Linked DNA regions of Homo sapiens: regions 1, 2, 4, 5 and 6 are each linked to region 3. Evidence: chromatin loops called from intact Hi-C (ENCODE). Cell type or tissue: GM12878. All regions are shown on one strand.

Region 1 (5,000 bases), 430 kb before region 3:
CCGAGGTATACACTAGAGCATTCACAGTGAGTCGGGGACACACGCACACAATGGCCATGGTACATTTTACAGCATTTATAGAGTCAAGTGCACGTGCACACAATGGCTGTAGTACATTCTAGAGCATTTATAGAGTCAGGTACATACACTCACAATGGCTGAAATAAGTGAGTCAGGTGCACATGTGCATGATGGCCGTGGTACATTCTAGAGCATTTATAGAGTCAGGTGCACACACACACAATGACCATGGTACACTCTAGAGCATTCACAGTGAGTTGAGGACACATGCACACAATGGCTATTTGTGCATGTGTACATTTTAAAGCATTTATAGTCAGGTGCACACACGCGATTACCATGGTACACTCTAGAGCATTCACAGTGACTCAGGAACACAAGCACACAATGGCCGAGGTACACTCTAGAACATTCACAGTGAGTCCGGAACACACGCACACAATGGCCGAGGTACACTCTAGAACATTCACGGTGAGTCCGGAACACACGCACACAATGGCCGAGGTGCACACTAGAGCATTCACGGTGAGTCGGGAACACACGTACGCAATGGCCGAGGTACACTCTAGAGCATTCACAGTCAGTTAAGGACACATGCACACAATGGCCATGGTACATTTTACAGCATTTATAGTCAGGTGCACATGCACACGATGACCATGGTACACTCTAGAACACTCACAGTGAGTCAGGAACACATGCACACAATGGCCGACGTACACTCTAGAACACTCACAGTGAGTCGGGAACACACGCACACAATGGCCGAGGTACACTCTAGAGCATTCACAGTGAGTCCGGAACACACGCACACAATGGCCGAGGTACACTCTAGAACACTCACAGTGAGTCGGGAACACACGCACACAATGGCCGAGGTACACTCTAGAACACTCACAGTGAGTCGGGAACACACGCACACAATGGCCGAGGTACACTCTAGAACACTCACAGTGAGTCGGGAACACACGCACACAATGGCCGAGGTACACTCTAGAACACTCACAGTGAGTCGGGAACACACGCACACAATGGCCGAGGTACACTCTAGAGCATTCACAGTGAGTCGGGAACACACGCACACAATGGCCGAGGTACACTCTAGAACACTCACAGTGAGTCGGGAACACACGCACAAAATGGCCGAGGTACACTCTAGAGCATTCACAGTGAGTCTGGAACACACGCACACAATGGCCGAGGTACACTCTAGAACACTCACAGTGAGTCGGGAACACACGCACACAATGGCCGAGGTACACTCTAGAGCATTCACAGTGAGTTCGGAACACATGCACACAATGGCCGAGGTACACTCTAGAACACTCACAGTGAGTCGGGAACACACGCACACAATGGCCGAGGTACACTCTAGAGCATTCACAGTGAGACCGGAACACACGCACACAATGGCCAAGATACACTCTAGAACATTCACAGTGAGTCGGGAACACATGCACACAATGGCCGAGGTACACTCTAGAACATTCACAGTCAGTTGAGGACACAAGCCCACAATGGCCGAGATACACTCTAGAGCATTTATAGAGTCAGGTGCACATGCACACGATGGCCACAGACAGCTCTGGGACACATTTTGAAGCATCCATTTCACGTCCTAAGGAGCTGATGGTCATAATCAATGCTCCTGAAAACTTGTTTCCCAAATCCCCTCGCGGTTTTTTTTTTGTTTGTTTCACAAGACACTTATGTATGCATTTGAATGGGTACCAATTCCAAAGTGGTGGAGATTCAAAGCCGAATCAAACATTTGCCTCTACATGCACATCCAGCAGCACAGCATCCTGCACTTAAGAGCAGCATGTGCTCTAAAAGACACTCTCCCTGCAGACATATCACTGCAACGCCTTCTTCCCCTGGCTAGAAGAAAATGGGTCATCTTAGCCTAGTTTTGCTCCAGGTGTGGAATAAAATAAGTGGGGGAGAGGACTGTATTTCCTGCAGGAAATCGTGGTGTGCTATTCCACTCATTTTCTCTGCATGCGACTGATTTTATATCTGCCTTGGCGTGGGCCAAGGGATATACTTCTCTATGAAAAAGCTCATATTTCTCAGTCATATTATCAGAGGAAGCAATAAAATGAGTTTCAAGTGGCTGTATAAGTAACTTTTTAGATCTATGAAGAAAAAATATAATTCAAAAAGAAGCAAAAAAAGGCTTAAAGACTACAGGAGGTAATATTGATTTGCTTTAGAAAATAACTGGCTTCGAGTTCTCACAGGTAAAGCTTTCAAGAAATGCTTCTTGGGTTCTGAAGATCACAGGGAACATTGTAAGGCTGTGATGAAGTCTGCAAAGAGCACAGGGAAATGAAGGAAGGTCACATGGCACTTGAGCCTCGGTACCAACTGAGTCTGTGGGAGGGAGGCCTGGGCGTGGAGGGCCCTGAAGAATGACTGCCAGACTGAAAACCTGTCACCTGGGTAGATGGGTGCATGATGACATCGTGGATTCGCTTTCAGAGAGACCAGATCGAGATATCATCTTGCTAGGAGTCTAGGAAACCAACTACACAAACAGAAGCTTCGTGGCTTTCTGGAAACACAGCCATGGGTGGTGGCTACATGTTTGCAGAGTAGTGACGGGCGGTTCCCTAACCAATCACGGTTTTGTGTGTCTTTCTTGTTAAGAGATAAATGTCAAGGCAAAGAGGGAAAGGGTCAAGAAAGACAATTCAGAAGAATCTGAGCCCAGGAGCCTCAGGGTCCTACAAACTGCCCAAGCCTGAGACTGGCAAGATGGATTATTCTTCACAGGACCAGGACTGAAGCTGGAAGGGCACATAGCTTACAATAAAATGCGTAGTTTGCAGATGACAACGAAGAGAGATGTGGCCTACTTCCTATCACTTGGCCTGCACATTCTCAGGCCTTGGTCGAAACACCACTTCCTCCCACGGAGTTGACTGATCCACAAAGGTCGCTGGGACTTTCCCTGGTCCTTTCCCGTGGCAGCCTGCACTCCCCCCACACATGCAACACATTGATCACCACCGGCACCCGGGTTCCTGGCCAGACTCTCAACTGTATGAGCAACGAGCTCACACCTCCCACTCATGGGAATATGCAAGCAGCCAGCTCAGGCTGTGACAGGCACCTAAGAGGCCTTTAGTAAACTGTGTGCTGACGAAGGAGGAGGGAAGAATTCATCCCGCCCCCTCTGAGTATGTGAGGATGTTTTGCGCGTTCTTAAATGCATAAAAAATAAACTTAGAAAAAGTCTGTTTATCAAGTACAAGTCAGTGAAGACTGGTTCACCCTAGAACCCCATGGAAAGGGTTTGCTACTCAGTATCCAAAGCGCCCCACTAAAAAAGAGGCTTTGCTTGTGAATCAATTCACAAGGGGCTGCTGGGGCCAGGTCAAGGTGCAGCCCTGTAGGTGGCCCCCAGGGTGGACACCTGCCCTCTGCTCTCTCTATGCTCCTCCTCCCAAAACTGCTCACTCCCATTCTGAGGGCTGGAACGGCATGGCGGCATGCCTGTGGACAAAGCCAGAACCAATTCGTCCAGTGGACTCCCCAGCTCCGACCACATGTCCCATGTGACCCCTAAACTCCCCATGTATCAAGCAGAAAGTGCTCCTCTGTGGCACCCACCTCTTCCAACCAAGAGAACCATCCCGGGAACAAACGCTTCAGAGTAGTTACACCTCTCTATCATTCTCAAACTCTAAATGCAAAACAAAGCTCACTGAATTGTACTTTTTAATGTCTGTTGTGTTGCCTTTTCTTCAATCTAACCTAAGATCTGGCCATGACTTTATTTCATTCCAGGTTGTCTGGAGACACCGCCTGCCTGATTCCCGCCTTACCGGCTAAACTTGTCTCCCTGTAGTCTCTGCCTGGTCCCATCTCGGCCTGTATTTGCCGTTTTCCATCATTAAAACAAGAAAACATACAGTGTCTTACTTTAAGGACTCACCATCCAGACACAGTCTTAGGCTCAAGTGCTACTTCCAACAGGAAGTCAGCTTCAACCCTGCCGTAAGAGCAACCGGCACTTACGCAGCTCCTACCATGCGCCCGGCTTTACCTCTAATAGTCACATCCGCCTTACTTTACACCTTAGGTTGCTCAACTAGAAAGATTCAGAATTGGGTGATACACACCTGCCCATCCAACCAGCCCTGATTGCCAAACAGGTTTCACCTCAAAGGACCAGAGGTGCCTGACTGGACACTCTATCACAAGGCTCCAGGCTCTGCTGCAGGGCCCCATGATCAAGGCACACTGCCTGCCCCATACACAGGCAGGAAGAGGCAGCCCCGTGTGAAAGTTTTCTGCCACTCTAGCAGAGGCTGAGCTGCCCAGGGATAACTGCTCCAACAAGACCTCCCCACCACACGCAGTCCTTCAACATCCCAGCATGGACATCTCCCTAATTCAAATGCAAGCTCCCTCAGTAACAGCACTGCACCTACCGAGCTGAACATCGGGCTCACCTGAGTCCCTGCTGGCAATGCCACCGGCAATGCCACAACCTGCCGGAACCCCTGTTACATCTGAAGAGGAACTTGCCTACTCCAAGGGCTGCCTAAGAGTTCATGAGATATCTGAATCCCAGCACCGGAGCTCCTCCACTGGGGGCTGCAGCCTGTGACCGGCCATGAAGCCACATCAGGGTGCCGGGGCCAGCACGAGGCTGGAGTGAAGCACAGTGTGCCACAGGTTTTCAATGTGAGTACTCCCTTGTAAACAGTTTATTTCAGTTACGTGCATATCTATTTACATGTGTGGGGGAAGTCATTATGTAAAACTATCTATAGGTCCAATCAAAACAAATTTGGAAAATACTGCTTCAGATCATACTGTTGGCTTTTTCCCCCCCAGATTTATTGAAGTGTCCTTGACAAATAGAATTTGTGTATATTTAGGTAGTACACTGTGATATGTGTGTGTGTGTGTGTGTGTGTGTGTGTGTGTGTGTGTGTATGACAGGGTATTGCTTTGTCACCCAG
Region 2 (5,000 bases), 350 kb before region 3:
AAGTCAGACAATGCTCTTTCTTCTTCCAAGTGGGCCAGGCTCATTATTGAGTAATTAGTTCTTACTCAGGTACCCACAATGGTGGCCAAACATACCTGAACTGTGTTAAAAACAAAACCAAACGAGAAAAGTGTTTCTGGTCTTATAATATTTGTTTGACACCTCAAACCTCTTATTTTCATTTCAGAGACTGATTAAATACAGTCTCAAGGTGATAAAATAACACAGTAGGATAAAAATAAAGTGACAAGTGGCAAGGGATGGTTAGTCATCTTTGATACCTGTGGATACTCAAACCCACCATTTAAAATGTCTTAGGTGTTAGATGTGGTAGGTGTTTCTATCAGGAACACGTGGGAATAAAAACAAATTTAGAACTCACATCTGGGCTTCTCACTTCTAAAACAAGGGTCAGGAGGCCAGAAGGCGGAGCAGCGCATCAGTTAGGATTTGACAGGACCACCATGAGGGCTCTGAAGGCGGAGAGACTGCCAGATGCGATAAAGCAGAAGCTCACAGGACTCTTTTACAGGGCTCCTGAGGCCACGCCAGCAGTGGGAAAATCTCCAGAGTGGAACTGAATTCAAGAAACCTGTGTATAGAATACTCCCTCAGCGACTTGGGGTTCCAGATCCAGCCACCTGAAAACTTTCCGGCATACAGCAAAAAGAAAACCCCTGATTTCCTAAACTCAATCAGCTTTGAGTTTAACGAGGGTGCCTCTGGGCCAATGTCTAATGAATCACAGGATCAGAGTCACCGCCTGATATTCTGTGGTTCTGGTGAAGCCTGGGCAGCACAGCAAGACCCTGTCTCTACAAAAAATTTAAATGTTAACAATTAATTAAAATTTAAATTTAAATAAAACGTGTGGTGAGTGGCAAACTGCGGTTTCAAGCAATTAGAAGACAATCCCTCTTCTGAAATCCAGGTCCTTGGCTTTCTCATGCTGTCTCATCCTCCCAGCACCACACTCTCCTTTCTTTGCCTCCCAGTTCTTTTCTGTTGGCTGCTTCTCCTTCTGCTGCTGGGCTTTAGCAAGCTGATCCTGAGTGCAGTTGGTGGATGGCGACAGGCCGGATGAAGACAGCGATGGCAGTGACGTGACGTCGCGGAACCAGAGGTTGTGCCCCATTGCAGTGGCCATTGCCAGAAGCCCAGGCCCGCTGCGGATCCACAGCCCTCCCTGCATCCTGGAACCCCCGCCACCTTGTCACTGTCACTCTGGGTGAACTGCTTGCTTTGTGTCTGTCTTCCCATCAGACGACAGGCTCCCAAAGGCCAGGCCAGCCGTGTCTGCATGGCTGAGCTCGGGGCGCTCCAGCAGGGCGTCTGGCATGCAGCAGAGAGGGATCAATACTGAGAACAGAACAGAGGAAAAGGGCAGAAGCTCCAGGGCCAAGGTCAGCAGGAGGGAGGGCCTGGGCAGCCACAGCAGGGACACGAAATCTGACTCCGTTTTTTTCATCTGTAAAACTGAAATTGTGACTCAAGAGTTGTGGAGATTAAATATGAAGACCGCTGAAAAGTGACAGTGGCGCTGGCTCACAGCTGCACTCAGTTGTGGTGACAGCCAGTGCCCTTGTGTCCACCTATGTAACCATCCCCAGCCTGGGGACTTACACAGCCCAACGTCACGTGTATTTGCTGCACTTTTAGTTGCAATTCACAAAAGCTGGCTCCGGCTGATTAAGCAGAAAAGGAGATCAACGTGAGGGGCTGGGTGGAAGGGGAGGGGTGCCAGGCAGCTCACTCTCACCAGCCATGCCGAGGGCCAGGCTAAGGGGAGCCTCTGGGGGCCAAGCTCGGAGCCTCACCAGGGCCATGGCCCAGCAGGGGAGTCTCTGCGGCCCCCATCCAGCACAAAGGAAGCCACCCCACAGCTCTGCTGCTGCCTTAGGCTGCTGCGTGCCAGGGACCGACCACCACCTGGAAGTCACCGGCACTGCTGCCACCTCGACCGCCACTCACAGCAGCAGTGGCAGCCCCCACTGTCCCCTCACGCTGCCACGTCTGAATCAGTCTCACCCAAATGCTCAGGCCAGCAGAGTCGGGTCACAGCGAAACTGGAAAATAGATTTCTTATTTTCATATTGGGAAATGCGACTAATAACCTAGGAAATTTCCCCAAGCACAGGAAGACTACTCCAAAGATAAGGAGCAGCCACAAACCCGCCAGACGCCGGCAACCTGACTTCTGAGTGTTTCCCGGCACCGTGAACACAATAGACGACACGTGATACGGTGCGGCCTCTGCGCCCGGGAAGCTTCGCCCTCTGCTGGCAGACGGCGGGATCCATCGGGTGCTGGGAGGACCGGGAATCACAGCAGGCTGACCAGCCATAACAGACAGAGTATAACCCCAAAGAGTCAATCGCTGTCAAAGGAAGACTGTTAAAAATCTTATACAGTCATATAATTTGGGTTGAATAATGAAGATTCTCATAAAACCCTATCACTCAAATCTCCGATTTACAGTACTTGTTGCATGGTTTGAAAAGATTTCCTGTTACAAAATCCCCACTGTGTGATTTGCTGACTCTGATGTAGGAAGACAGACACGGTCACCAAGTTCACACAGAAAGGATCCATCTGAAGGGCTGGAAACGCCCAGGCACGCGGACAGGCAGCGGTGAAGCCACAGAGATGATCTTCCCAAGACCCCACGGAGCGCCACGCAAGGCTGCAGAGATCCAGGGAACAGCGTGCTGTGCGCGGGGAGGTGGTCTGGCGAGATCGGAGTTGAGATGGCCAGGGCTGAGGAACAAAGTGTCCAGGGTTCCCAGCGTTTCTCAGAATCACCCAGGCAACCTCATCAGAAGACATGGTTCTGCTCCACATCCAGCAACCAAGACTATGTGATCCTGACACCTGCAGTTCAGCCCTCCACTCCCGTCCTGTTCAACCCTCCACTCCCGTCCAATTCAGCCCTTCAGTCCCGTCCAATTCAGCCCTCCACTCCCGTCCAGTTCAGCCCTCCAGTCCCATCAGTTCAGCCCTCCACTCCCGTCCAGTTCAACCCTCCAATCCCATCCAGTTCAACCTTCCACTCCCGTCCTGTTCAGCCCTCCAATCCCGTCCAGTTCAACCTTCCACTCCCGTCCAATTCAGCCCTCCACTCCCGTCCAGTTCAGCCCTCCAGTCCCGTCCAGTTCAGCCCTCCACTCCCGTCCTGTTCAACCCTCCACTCCCGTCCAATTCAGCCCTTCAGTCCCGTCCAATTCAGCCCTCCACTCCTGTCCAGTTCAGCCCTCCAGTCCCGTCCAGTTCAGCCATCCAGTCCCGTCCAATTCAGCCCTCCACTCCCGTCCAGTTCAGCCCTCCAGTCCCGTCCAGTTCAGCCCTCCACTGCCATCCAGTTCAGCCCTCCATTCCCGTCCAGTTCAACCCTCCAATCCCGTCCAGTTCAACCCTCCAGTCCCGTCCAGTTCAGCCCTCCAATCCCGTCCAGTTCAACTCTCCACTCCCGTCCAGTTCAACCCTCCACTCCCGTCCAGTTCAACCCTCCACTCCTGTCCAGTTCAACCCTCCACTCCCGTCCAGTTCAACCCTCCACTCCCGTCCAGTTCAACCCTCCACTCCCAACCAGTTCAGCCCTCCACTCCCGTCCAGTTCAGCCCTCCAGTCCCATCAGTTCAGCCCTCCACTCCCGTCCAGTTCAACCCTCCAATCCCATCCAGTTCAACCTTCCACTCCCGTCCTGTTCAGCCCTCCAATCCCGTCCAGTTCAACCTTCCACTCCCGTACAGTTCAGCCCTCCACTCCCGTCCAGTTCAGCCCTCCAGTCCCGTCCAGTTCAACCCTCCACTCCCGTCCAGTTCAGCCCTCCACTTCCATCCCGTTCAGCCCTCCAGTCCCATCAGTTCAGCCCTCCACTCCCGTCCAGTTCAACCCTCCAATCCCATCTAGTTCAACCTTCCACTCCCGTCCTGTTCAGCCCTCCAATCCCGTCCAGTTCAACCCTCCACTCCCGTCAGTTCAGCCCTCCACTCCTGTCCAGTTCAACCCTCCACTCCCATCCAGTTCAACCCTCCACTGCCGTCCAGTTCAGCCCTCCACTCCTGTCCTGTGCCCCCATTGAGTAACGGACTGGGGCCACCTTCACAGACCTGACAACCCTGGGGAGGAGCAGGTGCAGGAGACGGGGAAAGACAGACAAAGGGGGACCTGCCCGCCCTCCAGAAAGGCCCTCACCATTGACGACACCGCCACAATCTCTCCCACAGCCAGGCTGAAAGTGATCTGACAGTTTCAACTCACCCCTTTCATTTATGTCTATATCCAGACAGTCTTCTAAGTGTCTGTCATATCCATTTCTGATAAATTCTCACCTCCTCCCAGGCGGTTCATAGGCTCTGTTCTCCTTTCTTTCCTATTTATTCTGTATTTTCCTACAAGATGACTCCTTGTTACATATTACCATCATCACGCCAATTCTATGACCTGAAAATTTCAAATCGCTGCTTCCCCCCTTTCTACTGAGTTCCGAGGCAGTCACTTGGGTCTGAGCCCACTACAATGTAAAGCCACGCCTTTTACAAACAATACTGTGCTGAACTTATTGACAGACACAAAAACGAAACTGGGGTGAGCTGCATGGGCACCCAGCGCAGACGCATTCAGCCTGAGGGACAGAGGCCCGAAGTCATCATTTCGTCATGCTAGCGGTGGCCTGGGTCCCGCCCCGCCCCTTCCCTTGGCTCCTCTGAACAGCGCTGTACACACCTTTCCCACATTCTGGGTTTCTATGGATATTTGGTTGGATTTGTTCTCTTTTCCCCCCTTCTGTTTCCCAGGTTAGTGTTTTATGCAGAATTCATTATCTAAGATTCTTTAACTTATTCCCTGGTCACTCGTTTTTGGTGATATCATATATTACTTTTTGTCATAAGAAGTTTGGTTTTCTTTATGAAATTACGGTTGGGCCATAAACAACACACAGTTTAGGGGCACCAAACCCCAACACAACTGAAAAATCTGTGTGTAACTTTTGGCTCCCC
Region 3 (5,000 bases):
TGATGAGGCTTTCACATGCTCGAGGCTGCTCTGCCCAGGCTGGGGGAGCCAAGACGCTCCTGACACTGGCAAAGCTCTCGTGCACACATAGGGTGTCAGCTCTGTGCATGTGAGGCTGGCTGGCTCTTCCTCACCTGCACGGCGGCATCCACTGCCCACAAAGCCTCCCTGGCTGCCCCAGGTCCACCAGTCCTGGAGGTGCTGCTGGCCTCGGGGATCCTGCAGGGTCTGGGGTGCTGCCCACAGAGTGGGTGGAGACTCTGCTTCCATGTGCGGACTCCTGGCCACAGGGAAGGCCTGCCAGCTGGGCCTCCATTCCCCTAGGGCTGCCCACAGCATCTTTGTCCAAGTGTCCACGGGGCTGTAGGCTGTCCACTGCCCCCCATTCTCTGCTCCAACACCAACCCCTGTCCTCCTGCAAATCCATGTGGGCAGACGGCCGCCTCTTCCACCAGCGCATCACACGACCCGCTGTGTCCCAGGCTGGGACACGACTTCAAGTGACAGTGTGATCTTCATGAAGTTACAGAAACATCCTAAGCCTCAGTTTCCTCATTGGTGGAGTGAATGATTTTCATGCCTCCCACTGGGGCCTTGTGAGGATTACATGACACGATGTGTGTAGGGCGGTCGGCGTGGCAGAGTACTGGGTGTTGAGTACTGAGTACCTGGCCCCGTAGAGAAGCCTGGGTGCCAGGCAGTGGTGAACATAGCCCAGGACAGTACGTTCTCATGCACGCCGTAGACGGGTTCATAGAAACGGCAACACACGTCATAGGTTCTTGGAAATGGCAGGCTTGGGTGAAATGGCAGTTAATGAAACCAGTTCCACAATGGGCGCGTTAATGAGCAAGACTGAAGTGCCTAGGGTGTCATTCTGGTCACAGGGTCATCACCAGACTTCGAAAAAAGACCCCAAACACTTCTTTTTTTTTTTTTTTTGAGACGGAGTCTCGCTCTATTGCCCAGGCTGGAGTGCAGTGGTGCGATCTCGGCTCACTGCAAACTCCACCTCCTGGGTTCACGCCATTCTCCTGCCTCAGCCTCCTGAGCAGCTGGGTCTACAGGCGCCCGCCACCACGTCCGGCTAATTTTTTGTATTTTTAGTAGAGACGGGGTTTCACCGTGTTAGCCAGGATGGTCTCGATCTCCTGACCTCGTGATCCACCCGCCTCGGCCTCCCAAAGTGCTGGGATTACAGGCGTGAGCCACCGCGCCCGGCCCCCAAACACTTCTAATATTAAATACTGAAGTAAATGTGGTTTACACATACATTTAAGAAAGATTAATAGAAATAAGATCCATGTTACCCAGTGATTCTGGTTCAGGGGTGCGGGTGGCCCACGCCTGACCTGGCAGCTCAGGGTGCAGGGTGGGCTCCAGCCCTGGAGAGGACGCTGTCCCATCGCAGGGCAACACACCCGCACTCACACAGGGACCGGGCAGACACACCAGGGACTCACGTGCACACGTGTGGACGCGGGAGGAAACCAGAGTGCCCAGAGACAACCCACGCAGACATGGGGAGAACAAACAGACGCCACAGACAGCGGCCCCAGCTGGGATTCAGTGTTTTTCCTCATCAGTGTTACAACGAAGCAAGGTTGGATGAAACAATTCGAGGACTTGCTGCCCGTAGCTTCCCCAGCTACAGCTGTTCAGCAGCGTCTAAGACGTTTTCCAAATTTGTTCTGTGAGGAACTGGACGTGATGCATTAGTGCCCTGGAAGGCACGGAGCCGTCATCTGTGGGTCTTCACCCCTTTCTCCCCTCTTATGTCTGATTCTTGCAGAAAACAAGAGCCGTTCGGCACTGGCTGCACAGTGCCCTCAATTGGAAGGGAAGAGGGCAGCGCTGGCTGAGAGGGCAGAGGAAGCCGGGACACCTCCTGGAGGAGGGAACACTCTCTGGGTTCTGGGGTTTAGGGAATTAGATAGCAAAGCCCTGTTCCAGGTTCCTGCAGGAGCTCCCACTGCTCCTCCTGGGGGCCGGAGTGGCATCCACAGGGCTCTCGGGGCAGCCAGGATTCCCTGTCTGTGGCCGGCCACCGGGCTGATGGCCCCTGAGTTGACCCAGGCAGCCTGCCTTGCCAGGACTGATGCTGAGCGCTGTTTGCTGGCTACTGAGTGAGAGAAACAGCGCACCACGGTGACTGTCAGGTGGAAGCCTGGTGAGGCCTGGGCAAGCGGGCAGCTGCAGCTCCAGCCCCAGCAGCACCTTGAAGCCCCTCGGCCCGGTGAACATGTGGGCCCTGGCAGCCACCTGCCCCATAGTTCTGTGGGGGTCAGCAGTGCGTGCACCTCCCTTCCAGATGCTCTGCTCCTGGGGCGTCTCGCACTTGTCTGGGGCTCAGTTTACTCCCATACAGGCGAGGAGCTTGGGTACAAACACCTCTGCCTCCACACTACCCCTCCCATGTGGGTACCCACTGTCACGCAGTCCCCACCCTGCAGACCCTCCACCAGGCTTCATGGAGGGGAGTCTGTGTTAATAGCAGGCACAGTGAAGGCGCACGGGGCCTTTCTTTGTACCTGGTTAATTCAGCAGTGTAGGATTATGCTTGCTTTAAAGCAAACGTGAGGGGCTATAAACACTGGGCCTGAAGTCAGAACCATTACCCTGATTTTATTCCCATAACTTCCGAGGAGGAGACCTATTGTGTAGACTGCAGAATCTGATCTGCAAAGTAGGAGGGAAACGGTTTGGTTAAGGAGAGAGCCGGGATTTATTAGGTGCTGCATTGAGGCATGACCGGAGAGCTGGCACGCGTGTATTTCTCAGAGCCCTCTGAAGCGTGGGCTGAGATGGATGAGCGCAGACACACAGCCTGGGGCTGCCCGGCGGTGGCGGCGGATCCGTGGCTCCATACTGCCATCTAGTGGGAAAAGAGGACGAGGACGGCGGCGCCCACACAGGCGCGGGGAGGTTTGCAGAGCCACGGAGGGCGCTCAGGCCGCCGATGCTTGCGGGAATTCTTTTTGGGTGGGTGGGTGGGTGGGGGGGGTGTGTGTGTGTGTGTGTGTGTGTGTGTGTGTGTGTGTGTGTGTGTGTGTGTGTGTGTGTGTGTGTGTGTGTGTGTGTGTGTGTGTGTGTGTGTGTGTGTGTGTGTGTGTGTGTGTGTGTGTTAGGAAGGGAGACGAGTTAAAGGCGTAGAAAGGACAAAGAGCAGGCGGGAGCAGGAGGCAGAGGCCGAGGTGTCAGACTCTTCAGAAAGCACCCGGCCTCGCTCCGCGTGAGTTCTCATCCTCAGTGGCACCCACGTTGTGTCCCTGCGGTGACAGCAGCCACGTAGACCTGACGACCGAAAGAGCAGTCAGGAGAAAGAAAGGTCACTTTGGCCGTTGATGGCAAAGACGAACTCTGGATGGAGGCTGGGCCAACCCCATGCGGAGCTCCATCGGCCGGGGAGGCGGGAAACATGCCCGGCGTTTCTTCAGGGGCAGGACGAGATCCCTGACAGATGTCGCGTGGCTCTCAATCGTCCTTATTCGCGGGCAGCTATTCATCCGGATGCTCCTCCCTTAGGCCTGAAACTGCTCTCGCGCTCTGCCCACGCCGTAGAAGGCAACTCAAGGTCACTGCATGGAAACCGTGCCCTTCGCTTCCCCTGTGGGCCCATCAGGGTCTGTGGCCGGTGAGGGCTGAGGTCACCAGACGCAACCCGGCTCAGCTCAGCAGTTCGGAACCAAGAACCACACGTTTCTTAGTTGCAAGCAGGAAAATCGCAGTCGGGCTAATTTAAGCACAAAGGGAATTTGTTGAAAGCGTTTTGGGAGCTCGCAGGAATTCTGGGAGGCCCGGAGCCCCGCCTCGGTGCGTGTGGAAGGGAACAAAGCCCATGGATTGTGCCGCCCACCACGACCTGCAAGGGCCCCTCGGCTGCCAGCAGCAGGTGCGGGTGGTTGCTAGGCTGCCCGCTGTTGCTATGGAAGCGGCTGTGCTGCTGTGTTTGCATTTCACTAGCTTCCTGTGCAGAGCCTGGGGGCCGGTCTGTCTGGTACCTAGAGCTCGGGGCCATTTTGTGGGCCTGCACAGGTTGTGCACTGCACAAATCCAGAGCCACTATTCATAGAGCTACAATCCGCACAATTCTACATGGAAGCTTTGTAGGCGTCCATGCCTTAGATACAAAGGAGGCTGGGAAGCACATATTTTTCCATTTCTATGGTGGGAAGAAAATGTGTTTCCTAAGGATGGAGATATCCCAAACAGCGTATATCAGTTAGCTTTTGTTGTGTAACAAACCACCCCAAAACTTTGTGATTTTTTTTTTTTTTTTTTTTTTTTTTTGGAAATGGAGTCTCGCTCGTTTAGCAGGCTGGAATGCAGTGGCGTGATCTCGGCTCACTGCAGCCTCCCGGTTCAAGGGATTCTCTTGCCTCAGACTCCCAAGTAGCTGGGACTATAGGCGTGTGCCACATGCCCGGCTAATTTTTTGTGTTTTAGTAGAGATGGGGTTTCACCGTGTTGCGCAGTCTGGTCTTGAACTCCTGAGTTCAGGCAATCAGCCTGGCTCAGCATCCCAAAACGCTAGGATTACAGGCGTGAGCCACCACGCCTGGCCAAAACTTAGTGATTTTAAATAATAACCATCCATTTAACCATTAATCTTAACTCTGTAGTCAGCAATTTGGACTGAGCTAAGCTGGGCAGTTGTTATGGTCTTGGCTGGGCTCACTCTGGTGTCTCTGGGTAGCTGGTGGGGTGGCTGGTCTCCAGTGCATCAGCTGGGAGGCCTGTCTGCAGCCTGCAGATTCTCACTTCAAGTAACTGGCCTGAACATGTCTGCAGGGTGGCAGCAGCATTTTGGCGCTGCTTCAAAAAGAGTGGGTGCACACGGGGCCCCCCGAAGCCTCCACTCAGAGCTGGAGCATCACTCTGTCTCCTTCTGTGCCCCAAGTTGGTCATGAGGTGAGCCCAGGGGTCAGGAAATAGACTCTGCCCATGATGGGAGAAGCTGTGGAGTTCCATTGCACAGGGGTGTGAGGGACTGTGGCCAC
Region 4 (5,000 bases), 230 kb before region 3:
TACCACTAATGAGTGCTCGTTCACTAACCTCCCCGCCAGCCTTGCAGTCTCTGTCAGGCAGGAGGTACTTAAAGCATGTTTATTGACTGGCTGCAGAAATGAGGACATCTACCGTATTCAAAGATAGTGCCCGTTACATTGAGAAAAGACAGAGTGAGCATCCACTTTTAGCTTCTTAAAAGGTTTAAACATTCTGATCTTATTTTCCCATTCATTTGCCTAATGGCTGTCCTTTCTGTATTGCACAAGGGCAAAGATAAACACAAGAGTCTGTACGAATCAGCCAGTGTGTCAGTACCAGCCAGCCTTTCCATGTTGAAGCCGTAACGTTAAGTGATGTGAAAGTATACTGTGCATTGCCACACGGGCCTGGAACATGTTGTGTTCACCCAGTTCATTGATTTTTTCATATTGATAAATTAAAATTATGAACATATAAAGCCAGTTATTTTAGAGTCATATGCAAATCTTACAGATACAAATAAATATGTCCAACACATAGCATAAAATTTCCTTATTGATTTTAAATTGACAGAAATCTTAAGATAATCTTGCTAAAAAGGAAACCAGTCATATAGATTGAGAGATGTGCGGAGCTTTCCAATAAAAAGCCTCTTCCCGATGTTCTATCGGTTGTTGAATTGTAATGTTTTTATGATTTGATCGGCTTGAACTGTACCTCACGCTTGGCTCTCTTATTGCCTAATTACACGTGCAGCGTTGACAAATGGCATGCCCCTCCGTGCCGTCAGCACACTGACGTTGTCACCATTACTAACGGCTGGCTGGCGCTGCTTCCAGCAAGGTGAGCAGCTGTGGCCAGTGGCTATGCGTTTGGGTCATGGATTCCACCATGCCTTGCATGTGTGTTTGGTCACATGTTCTGCCGTGTCTTGCAGAGCTGCAGAAACTGGAGGGCAGCAGTGGACCTGTGCGGACGTCTCCTCACAGCCCACGGCCAGGGCTACGGCAAGAGCGGGCTGCTCACCAGCCACACGACAGATTCACTGCAGGTGAGAACACCTTTCAGGTGCTGGAGTTTAACCTGGCTTATCACAGTCTGGGGACATGGACAGGACCATGGCCTTTCATGCCAATAACAAAAAGTATGTTTTCATATCCTGCTTCTTTCTCTCCTAATTATATTGTATATACTATACTGGGGCACTGGAATTCTCACTTCGGCCCGTCAGGATGCCTGTGCGCCCCAGAAGCACGCTCACAAGTGCCCACACTCAGTCTCATGGTGGAACCGGCATGGCTTTGGGTCAGCAGGTGGGTTCGCCTCACGACTGGCAGTAGCAACTGGCCTGTGCGGGGCTCTGGGGCGTGTCTGGGCCCGGTAGGAAACAGTGACAGGAGCAGTTGGTTCTGTCCACCCCAAGGACGGAGGGTCCATGTGCCATTTGCTCCTCGTGGTATATCACTTGCTCTGAAATTTAAAAAAAAAGAAAAAAGAAAAGGGAATGCACAAAATAGACTTGTGAACAAAAGGAAACTCATCTGAGAAGAAGGAACAGCTGCAAACGTTGATACATTCTTACCTTTCCCTGGGGAGTTTTTTAACTGTTCTTCTAGCTTACATGGGAATCCCCCGGGACTAAACAGATCACCAGATCCTTCAGAACTGTGATGAGCTTTTGAAAGGAGCAGCTCTGGGGAGCCCTGACAGCTTAGCTATTTCCAGCAGGCTCCTTCTCCTTCTTTCTCTTCCCCCAAGAGCCGACAAGAAGAGCCGCTCTAGCTTTAAATGTACTTTCCCCCATCACCTCTCCATCCATTGGTTTGCCAAATCTTAGGCTGTTTTCCTATCATTTCTCTCCAACCCACCACCACCCACAGTTCGAGCTCTCATTGCAGTGTTGCTTTGGCCTCTTTTATGAACTTAGTTCAAGTTTCTTTATTCACATTCATTCCATAAACTACCTCCAAAAAAGCACACTTTTGATCATCTCACTTTCCTGCTGGAAAACTGTGCCCGGCGCAGTGGCGCATTGACTGTAGTCCCAGCTACTGGGGAGACTGAGGCAGGAAGATCACTTGGGCCTGGGGCTTCTGGGCCGTAGTGCACTTTGTTGATCAGGTGTTGGCACTAGCTCAACACCAATATGGTGACCTCCCTAGAGCCAGGAACCACCAGGCTGCCTAAAGAGGGTGAACCACCCTCCTTTCCAACTAGGTCTGAAACGGAGCTAGTCAAGAGCTGGATAGTTTCCCATTGGCTACCATGTGAAATTTCATCTTCTCGTGTTGTATGCAAACCCTCAGACCATGACAGGCTATGTGTACACTATGGAATGGTTAAATCAAGCTAAATCGCATGCATTGCCTCGCATGCCTTTGTGTGTGTGTGTGTGTGTGTGTGTGTGTGTAATGAGAACACTGAAAATCTGTCTTAGCAATTTTTAGTATACATTGTAACTGTGTCACCACGTCTACAATAGATCTCTTGAGCTTATTCCTTGCGTCACTGGATTTTGTTTCCTTTGACTAACATCTCTCAAACCTCCCCTGCCCGGCCCTCCTCCCCACCCCCAGCCCCGGCACCCGCCATCTACTCTGCTTCTGTGAGTTCAGTGTTTTCAGATTCCATGTGTAAGTGAGGTCACACGGTGTTTGTCTTTCTGTGCCTGGCTTGTTTGTCTAACGTCATGTCCCCTAGGCTCATCCACAGCACAAACGACGGGATTTCCTCCATGAAAGCTGAGTGGTATTCCACTGTGCGTCATGCCACGTTCCTTTATCCGTTCATCCTTCAGCGGACACTTAGTGAAATTCATTCTTCTCATCAGTAAAGTCAGATCCAATTAGGTCATTTCTAAGGTACCCTTTTAATCCTAAGTCTCTGGCTCTGCAGCTGTCTAATGCAAATTCCCACCATTTTCCTGAATGTACCCCTGAGAGCACACTGTGCTCTCTCGTATGTTGTGTTTTGTCCACTCTGTACCTTTGTCCTTACGTTCCCTGAACCAGCAGACCCTTCCTTAGCCTGTGGCCCCTTGAAATTCTGCAGCCCTGAGAGCTGCCCTCAAACACAACCCATCCCTGCGCTTCCTCTCCTTCCTGCTCCCGTTCCCGCCGTCATTCCCCCGCCCTCCACTAGGTGGCGCATTCCTTTGGTGCCTTTTCATTTTCATGACACCTAGCACAGTGCTTTGCACACAGACCTGCTCAGTAAGCACTGTTTACTTATTGAGTAAACAATTATGTAAAATCATTCACATTGTTATTAAGCTCAATAGTAATTTCTTCTTAGAGACAGGGTCTCGCTATGTTGCCCAGGCTGGACTCAGACTCCTGGGCTCAAGCAATCTTCCCACCTCAGCCTCCTGAGTAGCTGGAACTGCAGGCATGAGGCATCATGCCCAGCTTCAAGAGTAATTTTTTAAATACGATTGTGTAAATATGCAAAGATAGAAAGTTAGGTTAGCCCTTATTTTAATATATGAGAAATTAACCTCTAACACCAACTCATAAGGAATAGCAAATTCTGAACTGGATATATGTAGATAACCTATTGTTTCCATTGTATTTTGTTTTTAGCTCTGGTTTGTCAGGCTGGCACTACTAGTGAAGTTGGGCCTTTTCCAGAATGCTGAGATGGAATTTGAACCCTTCGGAAATCTTGATCAGCCAGATCTTTATTACGAGTACTACCCGCACGTGTACCCTGGGCGCAGGGGTAAGGCCATGGTATTTAATATTTGTACATTTGTCTGTGTGTCGCTCTGGTTTGCTTTGATTTATACATAATTTCGTAGCCTCAGTTTTCCTTATTTATCCAGTCTTGAAAAATCAGATAAGTACCCAGCAACAAGCCTTGACTTACAGAATGCTCCCACTCCGATTTACCGAAACACTGACCTGGAGGTGCTCCCTGGTGCATCTGTTTGTACATTTAGCAGCTACGTGTCAAGCACCTGCTCTGTCAGGGCAGCATGATTTGGTGCAGGGGCCGGGTAGTAGACGTCTGAGCTGCGCTCCACAGGGAAGAGCCGTCCCATATCGGGACCTGGCGCACAGAGATGCAGAGCGGTGGAACCAAACGTGTCCGTGCATATGGCACACGCCGTGACATTTTCCGTTTGTCTCTATTCTGATTTAATTTATTTTAAAAATCTGGTTGTGGTTCACCCTTTGGGTCACGGTCACGACCATTGTTTGGAAAACACTAGGCTACAGCATAGGGTAGTTCTAGGAGAGTGACAAGAAACCACCAGTTGGGAAGGGAGAAGGGCGGGTTACGGAGAGCCTTCTGCAGCACTGGGAGCCTTGTGCAGTGTGCGTCTCTTGGTGGAGAACCTCATAAATATGTTTGAAGCCTCTCATGTGTTCTTAAATAGAAAACAGTCCTGGCAGGATGTCTTGTGAGGGCAGTGTAAGCAGCTATTGAAAGCCCACGCCCTGTTGTCAGGCATCCCCAGTTACATCCTGCTTCCCCCATTGAATCGCGTAGCCTTGGAGGAGTTATCTGACATCTCTGTGCCCCAGTGTCCTTATTGGTAAAACAGAGATGCCAATCCTCCTTGCTGCCTGGGTTGTCCTAAAGATCAAATGATGTCACGTGTAAGTTGCTTGGAATAATGGCTGCTATCTAGTACCAACTGTATTTGCTGGTTTTCTTACTCTCTTCCGAATGTATCAGTAACATGGGAAAGTCTCGCACTGCCGCATTTTGCAGGCTCGATTGTCAGCATTTGTTGGCTGCAGCAGTGGAGCTACAGAGAATGGTCCTAGTTGTCAGGAAATGCAGAGCCTGATTGGAGGTAGAAAATATTTAAAACCAGTGGTACAAGAGATGCAAAGGCCTGATTAATAATAAAATAATAATTCCTATAGAAGTCTCAGAAAATTTAAATAAACATTCTGTTGAACTTGGTTGATACTAGTAGGTAAATAGATGAACTAAAAAGGCTAGAAGTAAAAACAAATCTTTGAACTTCTTTGTGTGTTGTTTTTTTGGTTAAAACTCAGCTCTGTTTCTTTGGAGGGGCATAGGA
Region 5 (5,000 bases), 190 kb before region 3:
CCCTGAAGGTTTGAAATCAGTGGAGGGATGGCTGCTAACTAAATAATGTGCAGGGGAGAGCAGGGAGGGACGGGCCAGGCTCAGGGTCGCGGTCAGCCACCGTGTGGCAGCAGGTGCTAGGGAAGGAAGCCAGCTGCAGGGGAGTGCCGAGTCCCCAGCGGAATGTGCCAGCCACTTGAGTTCTGGAACACGGTGTAGCACTCCTTGGGGGAACCGGCGTCTGCACCAGCCCATGGTCGGGAGGCAGGGGAGGCCTCATGGCTGGGCATGGGTGGGGCCCTCCGGGTGGCCTCCCATAGGTCAACTGCGAGAGGCTGGCGGCCACCCTGGCCAGTGGCCCTCCCAGCCTTGTCGAGCTGCAGGCAATGTCGTCGTTTCTGTCAGCTTTGCTCCTTTTCTCAGGGTTCTGGCTTTGGAAACGGGGCCCCCGGTCGGACCATTTGGCCTTGTGTCTGGGCTGATGCTGAGCAGCCACCCTCCTGGTTCTCTGATGCCGAGGGTCTCTTCCCAAAGCCACCTCTGGTCCCAATGCGAGTGCTGTATTTTCTGCCTCAGTGCAGCCTGCAGCATATTCAGCATTCCAGGCCGAAATCCAGTGGTGTTAACAAGAGGGATCTTTTAAAGTTAAATTAGAATTCACAGGACCCAGTAATTGAGGGCTAGAAAGAGCCTCGAATTTATTTGTGCACTTACAGGCTGCTCTTACCTTGTAGCCTCTATCCGGCTGTGGAGGTCACGTCTGGGCCGGGTGATGTACTCCATGGCAAACTGTCTGCTCCTGATGAAGGTACGTGGGTGGCCAAGCAGGGCTGCCATGTGATCTGGAAGAGCGGGGTCAGTGGGAGCCGCGAGGGAGCCGCTGGTATAATAGATGCTGGCAGGGACCGGCCGTGCAGAGAAGCCAGCTAAGTACTGGCTTAACAGGGAGCCCAGTGACACATTATGGGGCTATATGTACTTTATTTCTACTGCAAGAAATTTCAACAGAATGTAGAATTTAGATGATCAGATTTCATTATTGAAATGTGGGTCTAAATGATTTAATTAAAAGTATTGTTCATTTTCCCCCATTTTTCTCTGAACTCCATCCCCAGAAGGTGTCCTTTGTTCTCCCTATCTTCGTGGAGGGTGTTTTTTTCACCTCATGGTTTTGATTTTATGATTGATGCTTACAACACCTGAAGACAGGCTTCCCCACAAGACCTTCTTAGGACGTCACCCCAGAGCTCTCAGCCCGCAGGGAAACAGCTTAGAAATCAAGGAGCTGAACTGAGGCTGTCATCTGTTTTTCCGTGTCTCCTGGCTCTCGCCAGCCTGTGCAACGGTGTTTTTTGGCTCCTCTCTTTGTTTGGAACGCACCCCACACCTGGCTCACCTCCCACACTGGGCATCAGGGTGCCCTGTGTGGAGCTAGTGTCCCTGCAGCCAGCTGTGCGTACTGAGAGCTACTGCAGGAATCAGCTAGCAGCAGGCGCTCCGGAGCAGTGCTCGTAACACCTCCTGGGCTGTTCGAAGACAGCGACCTTAACTCCCACACCCATGCGGCTTTCATGGGGCCAAGGTCATTCCTGAGCTTGATTTTCAGCAAGGCAGAGCAGGCAATTTACCAGCGGAGAACTGTGCTCACGGGCTCTGTCATGAACCCTGAAGTGGCAGCCCTGCTTTATGCACGGACCCTGCAGCATCCCCAGAGGTGACTGTGACCCCGGGCACTGCTCCGAGCAGGCTGGGTGCGGGTATAGATTCACAGCCATCAGTGGCTCAGGCATTCCATCAGGAAGACGTGCAGCCCGCACCCCGGCTTTAGCGCAGCCCCAGTGCCCAGTGCGGGGCCGCTGCCTTTGCGCTTCTGCGTCTACGTCAGGCTGGACGCACAAGGAGACTCGGCGTCCTGTTCATCCTCGGTAGCAAGCGACCGTGACGCAGCCTCGCACTACTGCAAGCCTCAGCCTCCTCCTTAAAATAAGGGCATAGATCTGAGATCTCTGAAATCCCTCCCAGCTCTGACATTCACACAGCTCTCTCCTCTCCTTCAACACACTGGATAAAGGAAATTACGGTTTTCAAGTTCTGTGGTTTTGCTCAGAGCAGGTTTTTCTTCCGCTGCCACTCCTGAGATAGTCCCACTGAGGTCAGGTGGCCCGCACAGGTGCTTTGTTCTGGTCCTCACCCTCCTCCCACCCGCCCCCTTCCCTTCTCCAGCCCCCTCTGGCTTCTGCAGCAGGGCTTGCCCACCTCTGAGTGGGAGTGAAAAGTAGGCCCTCCTGCTCCCCTGCCCTGGTGGCCTCTTCACCACCCAAGGCTTGGCCAGCAACCAGGTGACCCCGAAGCACCCGGCCTGACCCCTCTGCCTCCCAAAACAGGCCATTCTCCCTGTGCTGCCTGTGGCCAGCCCTGACACCCCCACCTGGCGGTCTGGGCGGTCCGCAGTAGGCCTCCACCTGCTGAGGGCATTGTCAGCGTCACCTGAAAGTCACCAGCTTGCCGGAACATTCTTATGCAAAGACATGAAGAATCAATTATAAATTCACAGGACTGACGTTTCACTAATCATGGGGCTAAAACTCCCCAGGGAGGAAAGTTCCCTGTTCCACTGGCGGGCTTTCATTTGCATTTTAAGACACATTAATAGAAAACGACGGAATGGGCTTTTCTTTGTGGCACTGTGGTAGTAACACCACCACCAGGCTCCGAATGTGAGTCTTCTTCCTGTATTGCTGGGACTCAGTACAGAACATATTATTGCATTTCAAAAATACTTTTACAATGGACATGATTTAATTTGAAAGTTCAGCTTAAGCTTTCATTTTCATGAGTTAAAAAAAGGAGGCAAAAATGTTGCAATTAAAGCCAAGCCAAGCATATGCACTCTCTTGCCATCTAGTGAGCATACAGGGTATTGCAACAGTGTGTGATCTTAATAATATGGGGTATCCTGTTAATTAAATTATGTATATGGGCTAACAATGAGTTATTTAATCAGCCATTTAATTATCTTGAATAACATTTTTATTACAGTGAAATAAATACCAATTTAACTTCTTAGCAATGAAATGTATTCATACGTTTTAGCCCTGGATAAATCTGCATGATATGCTATAATGCACAGTGGCATGTATTATAAAGCATTGAAAATGTCACTATCTTCACTTTTTAAATACTTCTTCCTCTCCTTAGGCCTCACTGTAGCCTTAGGGCACCTGCACTGGCAGACCATATGGATGCAGGTGCCTGCCACCTTAGGTGGCTTGGGCCCCCCCTCCCCCGGGTGCCCCTGGGAGGCCACTTCCCTCCTGGTGTCCCCACAGCTCGCCAGTATGCACATCAGAACCCGCCGTGGCTCCGCACATGATGGAAAGGAGCACGCAGCTGCATCAGCTACCTTCCGTCTTGCTGAAATTAGACTGCAGAAGTCCTTGCTGGTTGCAGAATGGTTGTAAATCTAGTTTCACGGCCTGTAAACACGTGTGGCTGCTGAAAAGAAATGGTGAAGATTGAGCTAAAATAGACTTGTCCCTGGAAGTAAGTCATTCATGTCCTTTACAAAAGCCAAATCCACAGGATCTGGAGAGTAGGTTAAGCTCTCTTGAGGAGCTTCTTTTGGCCATTTTACCTGTGAAGGGCTGTTTCCTCTTCAGTAAATAAAGTCATTAAGTAACCGTCAACCTAAGGAAACTTTGTAACACAATCCCAAATCCTCATCTGCTGTATTGACGATGGGCCCCCTGAAGTGCCCCAGAATTCTTCCCCCAACTGCAGCCCGGACACACAGACACGTGTCATGTTCACACCTGAGGGACTGGCGAGCGCTACTGTTGCTGAGCTGGTGGGAGTGGCTGCCGGCGGGTGCAGGGGCCCCCGAGATCCCTTCTCTGCCGCGCCTGCCCCCGGCCTGGAATCCAGCTTCCTCTCACACGGCTCCCAGGCCTGTGCACGTGCTCTTTGGGAAGAGCCATGCCTAAAGTAACTTCCCATCAAAGAGCATGGCTTGGTTTCGTAAAAACCTGTCTTTTGTCATACTAGATTATCTTCAGAAACACTGACCCCTGGCCCTGAGCACTGAAAGAGCGGTTAGGGTGATGCGGCTGGCCACGGCATCGCCCACTAGCAGTGAGTGCTGCGCCCCCACCACGCCCCCACCCTGCGCTCTCTGTGGTGGCCGCCTCAGCCTGGAGCATCAGTGGCGTGAGTGGGGCACTGGAATGACCCAGTGACACTGCCGGGCTGATAACAAGAAAGTCAAAGCCTGCCTTTTGTTTACTTGAAACCAAAGGTGGGACATGTGTGGGATTAGAACAGACATTGCCCAGCATGATGGGTGCTCGGAAGCCTACTTCCTTCCCCAGAGAAGCCTAGGGGGGCAGCTGCTACTTTTCCCCGAGCTGGTGCAAGCTGGTGAGTGCAGCCTCTGTTGGAAAGCAGGGCTGCTCCCCTAAACTTCTCAGATCAGGGCCAGCCCAGGGTGTGCAGGCCCCACAGCTGCATCTGGGGTGCCATGTCCGTCCCAGCTGCAACCTCAGCCGCCCCGAGTGCCCCCATGCCAGGTCACAAAGCCCTCCCCTGTGTGAGGGAGCTCACACACACACGTCCACACACACACATGCTCACACACACGCTCACACTCATACACAATGCTCACACACGCTTACACACACATGCTCGCACTCGCACAGCTAGACAGCAGAGACAGGCAGCAGGAAGGCGTGGGAAAGGAGACCGAGGCATGTGCTGTCTGGCTCGTCATGGGCGTCAGGCCTTGAATAAAATTAGTTTTAATGAGCTGTACTCGAAGGTACTAGACTGGAGAGAGTCGTTTTGGGTTTTTTTTGTTTTTTCCTTCCTACCAAACTGGAATTGTACTTGTCTGTCTTTCTTTGTAACATCCCAATTAGCAAGCCAGTAACTCCAGTCCCAGTTTGGAGGAAATGGAACATGTAGAAGAATAAAGAAATAAAAGTACCTCTGGGATTATACGATGAGTAAGTAAGAAGAAAAACACC
Region 6 (5,000 bases), 72 kb before region 3:
CCGGCTAGTACGCGAATTGGAGAAAAAGTTCAGTGGGAAGCATGTCGTCTTTATCGCTCAGGTATCTGTTCTACTGTTGCAGCACGTTTCTGTTTGTGAATTTTGCTAAAATTGCTTGTATTTAGACTGCATTGGTAGTTGGAGTCATGAAAACAATCCTTTTATGAATCCAATTGGGTAGAAAGATAAAGTACAGGCAGAGCGCCGTGGCTTAGGCCTGTAATCCCAGCACGGGGAGGTGGAGGCGGGTGGATCACTGTAGAGACCAGCCTGGGCAACATGGTAAGACCCTGTCTACAAAAAATAGAAAAAATAAGTTTTAAAAAGAAAGATAAAGTACGTTCTTTAATTAAGAGTCGAAACAAGAAGTCTGTAAAGTGACAGACTGCTGTGTTTTGAGTTATGAAAATGATTTCCCATATTTAAATTTCCACAAGTCTAGTGGGTTGCTTACATAGATGATCAAACTAAGAAACCTGTTACAGGCCGGGCCCTGTGGCTCACTCCTGTAATCCCAGCACTTTGGGAGGCTGAGGCAGGCGGATCACGAGGTCAGGAGATCGAGACCATCCTGGCTGACACGGTGAAACCCCGTCTGTACTAAAAAATACAAAAAATTAGCTGGGCGTGGTGGTGGGCGCCTGTAGTCCCAGCTACTCGGGAGGCTGAGGCAGGAGAATCGCGTGAACCCGGGAGGTGGAGCTTGCAGTGAGCCGAGATCCCGCCACTGAACTTCAGCCTGGGCGACAGAGCGAGACTCCATCTCAAAAAAAGAAGAAACCTGTTACAGTTCGGATGGGGGATTGGTGCAAACTGAAGTCTATGGGGAATGAAGTGCCAGGATTGATCTGGAATAAAAGTAGTATTCTGGGTCATAGGCATGGGGAAAGGCGTATCTGGGAGATTTTGTCCACTGGCGTATTAGTAGAGGCTGTGGATTCTGAATGATTTATTCAAGAATCAGGAAGTAACTCCATAGAAGGGTTTGCTCAGTCAATTGTTCGTCTAAGTTGTTTAGCCTTCTCGAACTTTGAACTTACCCTGCCATTCTTCTTGCTTTTAAAGCAGTATGGCAGTTACAGCTTTTTGTCAATTTAAAGTCTTTTTTCATTTTGTTACATGATAATTTTTACCTTACAGAGGAGAATTCTGCCTAAGCCAACTCGAAAAAGCCGTACAAAAAATAAGCAAAAGCGTCCCAGGAGGTGAGTATTTTAGTAGTTTCAGAAATGTGTGTACCCCTCTTATTAACAACTCTTAATTTGTTTAAGTTGTAGTTTATGAAAACAGATGTTCAAGTGGGAATTTTTGAGTAGCAGCATTTGGTTTCCTGTATAGTTGCACATGATACGTTTTAGAATTCTAGATGTAAAACATACATGTATTCATGTAGCCATTGTTTGCCTACTAGGTCAGTGCTGTCACAAGATGAGATGATTTCCTCCGATTATTTGTGCACAGGATAGGAATGATGAGAAGGAAATCATTACTTTAATTCTGTGATATAGCATGCTAGACACAGTTGACATGGGCTTGGATTTATCTTTGATTTTTATTTTTGCTGTGGATTGGAGGTAAAAAAATGTAGGTGGATTTTGGTGATAACATCACAGGTTAAAATATCACTGCAGTTGAAGATGCTGATGGAAAATGATTTATGAACTTGATTGACTTACAGGTTATCTGGCATAAACTCAAATATTGGTAGTTGTCTTCTTGAACTAGATCTTTTGGTATTTTGTTAGTCTCTGATTAGTATGTTGTTTTACAAATGTGAACTATTAAATCCCTGTGGACTCTTCCCTAAGGATGAGTTGAAGAAAAAAAAAATCCTAGTGTTGCCTGTGCCCTCTAACATGTTTAATTTGTATTGTTACTCTCAGTGGATGAGGAAACTGATCCAAGGCTGGGATAATTTGCTGATTGCAGCTAGTACTAGTAGTGCTAAGAATGTTTTTTTTTTAACTCGGTCTTGTTCTGAAAACCACTAGAACACAGTGTTGGGAGTCTGGTAATGTGTTATTGTGTCGAGCTGTGGTATGTGGAAAGGTAGGTGCCAGCTTTTCTAGAACTTGAATTCTATGGCTTAGTACTTTGAAAAACTTTTAAAGGCAGAGTGGCATAAGAATTTAGGATTTTTTTCCCCTAAATCATGACACTTAAAGAGGGTTTTGGAAACTCAGTTCTGAGAACCTCAGTTAGGAAATGAGTATAAGAACAGTCCCAGAGGACTGTCCCTCAAATCCATAGCTTTAGTTTCCCTCAGTACAAACCTCTGTTTTCCAAATTTTCTCAGACAATGGCTTCAGTGTTTCTAGTGGGACCTAGTCTGTACATTGAAAGCCTTCACACTAAGCCTAGCTGGTAGGTCATAGTGATTCTACCACTTTTCCAATCCGGCTTCCTGCTTTCAGATTTATTTTCCCTATTCAGTAGAGCTATCTTTATCTAACTCAGGTTAAATGCTGAAATTGATAGTTTTTGGGTATAGCAGGGTTTTTCCTCTAAAGCGCTCCAGTCCCTGTGGTTTGTGATGATTGAGTTATGGTGCCATTGCTCCCCATTTTAAAAGATTGTAGATGACATTGGAATCTAATTTCCGTATTTGGGTGCTTTCCTAGTATTGTAAGAATATGCTTAATTAATGAGTCGCAATGAATAATCCGTTTGTCTTGATTTGCTTTCTGAAAGGTGATGAGGGTTTTGGGAAATGGACTTTGTTCAGGCTTTTGCCCTTTGTGGCTGTGACATATTAAGATGTTGGCAGTAAAATTGAGAGCCACCAGAAGATGTTAACTGTGTATATGGGCGCTGCCAGATAGGAAATCCAAATGAGTAGACTATAGTGTTATTGTTAGCTACTATGGGGTGAGACGTAGACAGATAACCATATGTAAGGCAGCTCCCTAAATGCTGAAACAAAGAACCGTCTCTTGACTTACTCCTGATGTCTCATGGTACATGGTAGCTGCCCCAAAAGCTTGCAATTAATTGAAACTTCTCATTTGTTAGGTGGCAGGTAGGTAGGTTTTGAACTTGGTAGTGATATTCAGACGAGGAGCAAGATTCCACTGGCAGTTCTGTGATGCTAAGTAAATGATGTGATCATATCCGTGCTTTAGAAAGATTATCTTGACATTGGAAGGGGGTGGTTTTGGAGATGAGCAAGAGTGTTAAAGGTTATTGTAGTGATTTAGTTGAGAAATAATACAAGTGAAAATAAAGATGTATAAAAGTCCTCTAATCTCACATTCCCTAGAGATGGTCACTCATTGCCTTGGTGAGTTTGTAGTTTATCCCAGAGTAACATTTAAAATTGACTGAGCTTTTGAAATAAATCAGTAAGCTATTACCCTATTCTAGGTAGGCAAAGGCTTTAGTTTGGTACGTGAAATATAACAAGCTTATTTGAAAATGAGTGTTAATTTGACTTCAGGAACCTGGGATTTGCATTTTCATTTTGACTTAAAGAGGTGCCCTCTGGAGTTGCCCAGAGGGCAGGCGTTGCTAGGTTGCTTACCTTTTAAACTATTCTTTTAGCCGTACTCTGACAGCTGTGCACGATGCCATCCTTGAGGACTTGGTCTTCCCAAGCGAAATTGTGGGCAAGAGAATCCGCGTCAAACTAGATGGCAGCCGGCTCATAAAGGTTCATTTGGACAAAGCACAGCAGAACAATGTGGAACACAAGGTAATAGGTCAACATTTTATCATGGAAAGGTTCAGCCACAGTGAGAGTGGATTTTAGTGTAACCAGTCTCCATGCGCCACCATAGCAATGACTGTAGTAAACTCAGGACTAGTTCTTTTACCCGCACTTCAGCCTGCTCTCCTTTGGATTATGTGTCAGGTGTTAAATGGAGATGTTTCAAGAATTGAACACTTGAAATTCTCTGTACCTTTTGGAAGTAGACTCTTTCTGTGGTCTTTTAGTTAGGCTGTATATTCTTGGTGAGTTAGGGGTGGGTGGTGATGGGATCAGTGTCTTGGGGGGACATAACCATGTGGGTGACTGCTGGGGTCCCCTGATGGCTTCCCCGGTGCAGTGGTGTACAGTTCTGTCCCACAGCATTGGAGAAGAGCTTGTCCCCGGTCGTGAAGACTGCTGCAGACATGTTGTGTGTACTTAGTTGCTGAGGAGAAAAACAATACAGGGCACAATTTCACGAAACTATTAGGTTTTAAGCTGAGTGTGTATTTCAAAGTTCTGTGATGAATTCTTTCTTTTCTTGTAGGTTGAAACTTTTTCTGGTGTCTATAAGAAGCTCACGGGCAAGGATGTTAATTTTGAATTCCCAGAGTTTCAATTGTAAACAAAAATGACTAAATAAAAAGTATATATTCACAGTACTCTGTTTCAGTTATGTTTTTCAAAATTCCAAATTCACGGATGCGCAGCTGTCTTCATTATCAGTGGCGTCCTGTGTGGGCCAGAGGATTTCAGTAGGAGGGGTGTCTGTGCCAGAAAGCTTGATGCCTGTGAGGTTCTGCTTGTATTCAGGGGTACAAGTGTCATCACGTGATGCTGCAGAAATGGCTGAATATTGGCACTTTTGCATGGTTCAAACTAAAAATATAGCAGGTACTTTTTTTATTGTGCTATACGTAAAATTTACCATATTACCCATTTGTAACTTTACAGCTCAGTAGCCTTAAGTGTATCTACAAAGTTGGGAAAGGGAACTCTGAACTTTTTTATTCATCTTGTAGAACTCAAATTACCCATGAAACCAGCACCTCCACTTCTCATTCTGTCAGATTTGTTGAATTTTTTATACATAAACTCATGTTAGGTGTTAAACGGACTTTCACAAGTTAAATGTCAGAGTCTGATTAAGATTTTAGTAGATGCTAAGTGGTGTGTAAACTTGGGTATTCCAATTCCTCACTTCCTTAGTTTTCCACTTCATCAAACGAAGGCTCTGGGTGAAATGAAAGCCTGAAGTGAGGACCCTGGTGTGGTGTCAGGTGACTGGAGTTGGACCAGGTCTTTGTAGGGT

What was found. Hi-C counts contacts between places; a loop is a spot of excess contacts. Peaks named below come from ENCODE experiments on the same cell type or tissue, not always from the same donor. Only the 100,000 strongest peaks of a DNase experiment are listed, where the experiment ranks them.
Region 1: a loop joins it to region 3, with 3 times the contacts of the local background. A loop is called at or near these places in 2 of 110 quality-filtered maps.
Region 2: it touches region 3 in a loop (4-fold over the local background); 7 of 110 quality-filtered maps call a loop at or near these places.
Region 4: a loop joins it to region 3, with 10 times the contacts of the local background. A loop is called at or near these places in 71 of 110 quality-filtered maps.
Region 5: it touches region 3 in a loop (6-fold over the local background); 13 of 110 quality-filtered maps call a loop at or near these places.
Region 6: it touches region 3 in a loop (8-fold over the local background); 40 of 110 quality-filtered maps call a loop at or near these places.

What each region holds. Positions count from the first base shown.
Region 1 is chr2:3,220,291-3,225,290 of GRCh38, forward strand. The region is part of intron 4 of EIPR1 (EARP complex and GARP complex interacting protein 1); the gene reads right to left. Among named protein-coding and RNA genes, the nearest start is that of LINC01250, 97 kb to the left of the region's middle. RefSeq lists an enhancer at 2,878-3,077. In GM12878, no CTCF peak of the experiment used is centred here; DNase peaks (open chromatin) are centred at 2,451 and 2,981; H3K27ac peaks cover 2,262 bases.
Region 2 is chr2:3,301,511-3,306,510 of GRCh38, forward strand. The region is part of intron 3 of EIPR1 (EARP complex and GARP complex interacting protein 1); the gene reads right to left. Among named protein-coding and RNA genes, the nearest start is that of EIPR1, 74 kb to the right of the region's middle. In GM12878, a CTCF peak has its summit at 2,284 (motif pointing left); a DNase peak (open chromatin) is centred at 2,301.
Region 3 is chr2:3,648,318-3,653,317 of GRCh38, forward strand. It overlaps a transcript of ALLC not described here. Among named protein-coding and RNA genes, the nearest start is that of ALLC, 7.4 kb to the right of the region's middle. RefSeq lists enhancers at 3,234-3,513, 3,624-4,372, 3,624-3,863. In GM12878, a CTCF peak has its summit at 2,863 (motif pointing left); DNase peaks (open chromatin) are centred at 3,014, 3,544 and 3,934; H3K4me3 peaks cover 1,138 bases; H3K27ac peaks cover 903 bases.
Region 4 is chr2:3,420,982-3,425,981 of GRCh38, forward strand. TRAPPC12 (trafficking protein particle complex subunit 12) reads left to right here. Exons shown (of 12, transcript NM_016030.6): 4 at 900-1,013; 5 at 3,544-3,682. Among named protein-coding and RNA genes, the nearest start is that of TRAPPC12, 44 kb to the left of the region's middle. In GM12878, a CTCF peak has its summit at 3,101 (motif pointing right); DNase peaks (open chromatin) are centred at 1,560 and 3,090; H3K27ac peaks cover 998 bases.
Region 5 is chr2:3,459,550-3,464,549 of GRCh38, forward strand. It overlaps TRAPPC12 (trafficking protein particle complex subunit 12), which reads left to right. Exons shown (of 12, transcript NM_016030.6): 8 at 714-787. Among named protein-coding and RNA genes, the nearest start is that of TRAPPC12-AS1, 21 kb to the right of the region's middle. RefSeq lists enhancers at 273-786, 1,139-2,006. In GM12878, a CTCF peak has its summit at 2,881 (motif pointing left); a DNase peak (open chromatin) is centred at 2,722; H3K4me3 peaks cover 569 bases; H3K27ac peaks cover 977 bases.
Region 6 is chr2:3,576,570-3,581,569 of GRCh38, forward strand. RPS7 (ribosomal protein S7) reads left to right here. Exons shown (of 7, transcript NM_001011.4): 4 at 1-61; 5 at 1,141-1,205; 6 at 3,541-3,691; 7 at 4,236-4,351. The coding sequence ends at 4,313. Among named protein-coding and RNA genes, the nearest start is that of RPS7, 3.8 kb to the left of the region's middle. In GM12878, no CTCF peak of the experiment used is centred here; no DNase peak of the experiment used is centred here; H3K4me3 peaks cover 3,952 bases; H3K27ac peaks cover 1,669 bases.